Linked DNA regions of Homo sapiens: region 1 is linked to region 2. A link is a loop called in an ENCODE intact Hi-C map of the cell type or tissue named here. Cell type or tissue: prostate gland. All regions are shown on one strand.

Region 1 (2,500 bases), 140 kb after region 2:
TGGGAAGTCCTCCTAGGAGTCAGACTTTCATCTGAGGCTCCAGGGCCATGGGATGGTGTAGAAATTTATCTCCTTCTGCTGGTCCTTGTACCTGCCTCGTGCCATCTCTAGTCAGAATTGCTGGGCAGCTCTTGCCTCCTTGGGGCCACGGTCTCCCCATCTGTGCAACTGGACAGGGACCTAGGGGCCCCGCGTGGGGTCTGTGTTCATGGGTGTCCAGTGTGTAGCGGTGGGTTCACATCTATGTGGACACACAAGTGGGCCCTGGTAAGTGAGCTGCAGCCTACGGGCCTGCCCACACCAGGACAGGGTCCCCAGGACCTGCTGCGCGGCAACATTTGACCTACTTCTAAGGCTCTGGGTCTGGCCCAGGCCGTGTTCTCGACTCCTCCGGGAAGTGTGGGCCTGCGTCCCAGCCCAGAGGCTGTGGGCCAGGAGGGGCGGGACCGGCAGGCCAGGGCGGGCCATGGCTGCCTGCGGAGACTGCGGCCCAGGGGACAAGGGCACGTGGGGAGCCCGACCCTGTTTCCCTGCCTCTGGCTCTTAGGCCCAGGGGACAGCTGGCCCTTACCTCCTTCTGCCCACCCTCCACGTGGCAACCATAGTCTGAGCTCCCCAAATTGGCTCTGACAGGATGATGGACATTCTTCATGCCCTTCTGAACGCTACCAGGGAGGTCTGCCAAGCAGCTACCCCCGCTGTTGCCAAGAGTGTGACCCCCCGGTGCCCCTTCCCACTGGCCTTGTCCACACAGGGCCACGCTGATCTGGAAATCCGTCAGCCCTTGTCCTGGGTCCTGGGTCTGGGGTTTGGGTTTGCAGTCCTGGAAGTCTGGGTTTAGAGTCCTGGGGCTTGAGTCCTGGATCTGGGGTCTGGGTTTAGAATCCTGGTTCCTGTGTCTGGGGTCTGGGGTCCGGAGTCTGGGTTGAAGGTCCGGGTTTACCATCCTGGGTCTTGGAGTCTTTGGTCAGGGTTTGGGTGCCAGGATCTGGGTCTAGGTCTCCACAGTGGGGTCTAGTCCTGGAATCTGGGTTCTGGGTTCTGAGTTTGGCACTCAAATTGTGAGACCTGAGTCTGGGGTCTGAGCTTGGGGTTCCGGTTTCCTGATCTGGGGTCTGGGTTGGGATTCTGGGTTCTGGGGTTTGAGTTCAGGAACCAAAGGTCGGTTCCCATCCCTTCTGCGCCCCCTGCTGGCTGATCGTGGTCCAGTCACTGCCTGTACCACAGGGGTCACCCTCACCTCTTTAGTCTGTGAAGAGCACGCCTGAATTGGGGTGGGCATGGGGAAGTGGTGGGTGGGCTTGGAGGCAGCTGCTGGCCGCACTACTGTCCCAGAGTGCCCTCTGCACCGCCAGAGCTCCTGTCAGTCAGTTGGCAAATCTCCCCATCTCTCCGGGCCCACTCCAGGACAGGGTTTAGCAAGGGGTTCCAGTACCTCTGTGAGAGGTGGGTAAACTGAGATATTTGGAACATTTGTTCATCCAGCATTTATTGAATGCCTGTGGTGTACCAGGTCCTGGGAAAATGTAGCTGTGGAAGAGCAGAACATTCCTCCCTCCTGTGATGGCTGACATTCATAGGAAGGCGGACACACGGAAGACGCCAGGTAACAAGAGCCCAGAAGAAGGCCGGCGTGGCCGGGCTTTCCTGCCTTAGTCCACAGGCTCCTCAGAAGTCAGGGCCCATATCTTCCCCGCATTCTCCTTGGCTGGGGGAAGGGAGAGGTAAGTGGCTGCCTGAGAGGGCTCTGGGACATGGCGTGTGCCAGCCTGCAGCACACTGGGCTGCAGCTCAGACATCAGAGCTTTGGGAGCTGAAGCAGTAGGACCCAGACCCCCAGCCCTGGCTCTCCAGGCCCCCGAGGCCCTGCCCAGATCCTGCCTGCTAGGCTGACTCCTGAAGGGCACAAAGCTCAGGTTGGGATGTGGGAGAGAGAGGGAAGTGCCAGGCATGGTGTGGCCTGTTCTTACCGCCAACTGCTGCCCACCCTCCCTCCCTCCACCCCCAACTCCCTGCCCACCTTCCTGCCTCCTGTTCACCCCATGCCTTGCTCCTGGTCTCGGTGTGCCTGGGAGGGCTCTGGCTGGTCCTGAAGAGTGCCTACTGGGGGCTAGGCAGTTGTTATAGGTTTGAGGGTGGGCCTGTGGGTGAGTCCTGGGGCACTGTTGTTCCCAAGCCAGCAGGGACATGCCCAGAATCAGAGCTCAGGCAGTCACCATCCTGGCCCTAGCCTTCATCTGGGTCCTGATGAGGGAGTGAGGATGGCTCTGTGCACCCTGTCCCTGCTGCAGGACCACGTTTGCCCTGTGTGTGACAGGAGGGGCCCAAGCCACTGCCTTGACTCTGCCACACACAGGTGGAGGAAGGTGGCACTATGTGGCTCTGGCTGGCTGCATGAGCCTGCCCATCCCAGATCACAGACCTGGACACTGAGGCCCAGGATGCTCTTGTCACTGGCTTACCCCCATTTGGGCCAACGTTGGGTGGTTTCCAAGGGGTG
Region 2 (2,500 bases):
CTGCTTCATCCAGAAATTCAGAGAGGGCCTGAGACTCAAAGGATAGGACCGCTCAGTCCTACCTGGATCCTATAGGGCTGAATCTGCTGGGACCCACTTCCTGAGGTTTGGGGAAGAGAAGCTCCTCGTCTAGACTAAGGAGAGCTTGCCTGGAGAAGGAATGGAGGAGACATCCGGGAAGGCCCTCCAGCTCCCCAGTATCCACCACCACATATTGGGTACCGATCTATCCCACACCATGTGCCCATGTGTATGGCTAAATCAGCAACCCAGTGCTGTGGCCAAGTGGGTGCGACCTGGTAGCCCTTGCCACATATGGGTGTGTACCTTTGTGTCACTTACATTAAGGGGCCCTGCAGGATCCTGGATAGTGGATGGGCCTGTGACCAGGACGCAGCAGCAGACAGGCCTGGCTTCCGCCCAGCCTACTCTGAGCAGCGGGACTGGAACCCCTCCCGCCTCCCACCTGTCTCCAGGCCCACGAATACGCACACACAATGCAACCACCCCGCACACCCACACTACCCCTGACTTCTCACGCACACGCCGACACCAGCACATACAACACCCGCAGGATCGCGAGTCTGGAGATGGGGGACAGAGAGGCAGCCCCCGGCTCCCTCCGCTCAGCAAGGGCTCTGCCCCCAACTCCTCATGACCAGTGGCCGCCAGGATGGATCCACTCAGCAGGGCAGGACCGAGCCCTCCGGGAAGACAACGTGGACTCTCTGGGGTGGTTCTGGCCCCCCACCCCCAACCCCGAGACCACAGCGGCGCCACAGGGCGGCCCAAGAAGTAGGCAAGACAATGAGGTGGCAGGGCCGAGCTGGAGGGGCGCGGCCTCGGGTGTTGTCGCCCCTGCCCGGCGAAGGAATGCAAACGCGCCTGCGGGGCGCCTGGCCGGGTTGCGGTTGTGGACGAATGGCGTGCGAAGGCGACCCCATGAAGAGATCGTGGGGAAACCACAAGCCGGGGCGAGATGTGGGGCAGGGGCTACACTGCCGGGTAAACTGAGGCCCCAGTTCAGCGACGGCCACGCGGAGGGGGGGCGAGTGGGCCCAGAGGGGGTCACGGGCCAGGGGAACGCGAGCCAGGCCAGACTCAGACGGCGACCCTGGGACGGTGGCCATGGCAGGCCGAGACGCTGCGCGCGAACGCACACTCGGAGACGGAGCAGCTACAAAACTAGGCCTGGTTTATTGCCGAGAAGGGAGAACCGGGGCCGCCGTTAGGAATTAAGGCCACAGGCGGCCCTCGTGCTTTGACGAAACAGCGACTTGGAAGCCGGGGAACCCCGCCCCAGACTGTGCAAAAAGTGCTGCTGCGGCCGCAGACGCCAGTGCTGGCCCTCAGGGCGGCCCCTCAGCCGGCGAGGGGCGGGACTTCCGCCCGCCAATCCCTGAGGGGGTAACATCGCCCGCCAATCCCTGAGCTGGGCAGGGTGGGCCCCGCTCACCCCCCTGGGCTGCCCACCCCGGGGTGTTCCCGCCGACTTCTGGGCGGGGCCTCCCGGGCCAGGCCTGCCGGGGGCGGGGCCCGAGCAGCCGGACTGGCCAGGTTCAGCGCGCCTCAGTAGGGTTGTATTCCGTCTCTCCCGAGGACACCTGGGAGATGCGCCGCGAGGACCGCCACAGCTTCCGCGCGAACTGGCTGCTGCGCACCTGGTGGGCGTAAGGGTTGAGTAGGATCAGCTGGGATCGCCGCGCCACGCCCCGCCCCGTTCGAGGGGCCTCCCCACCCCCGCCCCATCCTCACCTCAGAGGGCTGCCCCGCGACCACCACGATGAGCTTGCCATCCTCCAGGCCCACCAGCACGTGGCTGCGCTCCTTGGTCACGGCCACGCTGCGGATGGCCACCTTCATGGGCAAGGGAGGCGCGGCCGGGAGCAGTCTGGAAGGGAGAGGGGATATACACCAACTTGCGACTGCAAGGGGGCTTTGCGACCAGCAGATATCCCTTATCCCATATACCCTCTCTGTCCTCATTTTAAGGATGGTTAAATTGAAATTCTTATACACAAAGAAATCTCCCACAACTGTGGCTAAGCGGAGGCCCAGGGCAAGACCTCCCCATGGGAAGATGAAGGGACAGGTAACAAACCTTGAAATATGTGCCCACAAACATGTATGGTGTGTGGGTTCCTAGGGCCTTTATCCTACACCAATGACCACCACCTTCAGGGGCCATGAACCCATAAATGGGGGGCTTACGTGTTTAGTTGGAGGATGTGCAGGGCGCACTGGGCGGTGCCCAGCAACACAAAGTCCTCTGTCACCGTCAGGGCTGTAGGCTGCTCTGCCAGGGGCAGTGAAGCCCGCAACTTCCCATTGACTGAATACAGGTGCAAGGAGTAGGTGACCTGGAGGAAGCAGGGAGTGTCAGCAAGGACAGGATCCCAACTGCCCCTCCATCTTTGCTGGGCACCCCTTCCCCATACCTGGGCCCCAGGACGTTCCCACGCTGAGCTCTGTACCACAATCTGGCCTTCGGACCCCAATG

Evidence for each region. A loop is a pair of places that touch in the nucleus more often than their neighbours do. Peaks named below come from ENCODE experiments on the same cell type or tissue, not always from the same donor. Only the 100,000 strongest peaks of a DNase experiment are listed, where the experiment ranks them.
Region 1: it touches region 2 in a loop (2.9-fold over the local background); 14 of 110 quality-filtered maps call a loop at or near these places.

Annotation. Positions count from the first base shown.
Region 1 is chr3:46,865,614-46,868,113 of GRCh38, reverse strand. It overlaps a transcript of MYL3 not described here. Among named protein-coding and RNA genes, the nearest start is that of MYL3, 3.4 kb to the right of the region's middle. In prostate gland, a CTCF peak has its summit at 1,199 (motif pointing left); DNase peaks (open chromatin) are centred at 423 and 1,203; H3K27ac peaks cover 564 bases.
Region 2 is chr3:47,008,380-47,010,879 of GRCh38, reverse strand. NBEAL2 (neurobeachin like 2) reads right to left here. Exons shown (of 54, transcript NM_015175.3): 51 at 2,439-2,500; 52 at 2,212-2,360; 53 at 1,756-1,891; 54 at 1,179-1,661. The coding sequence ends at 1,560. Among named protein-coding and RNA genes, the nearest start is that of NBEAL2, 30 kb to the right of the region's middle. RefSeq lists enhancers at 27-823, 824-1,621 and a silencer at 1,251-1,760. In prostate gland, no CTCF peak of the experiment used is centred here; DNase peaks (open chromatin) are centred at 1,036 and 1,369; H3K4me3 peaks cover 1,357 bases; H3K27ac peaks cover 1,683 bases.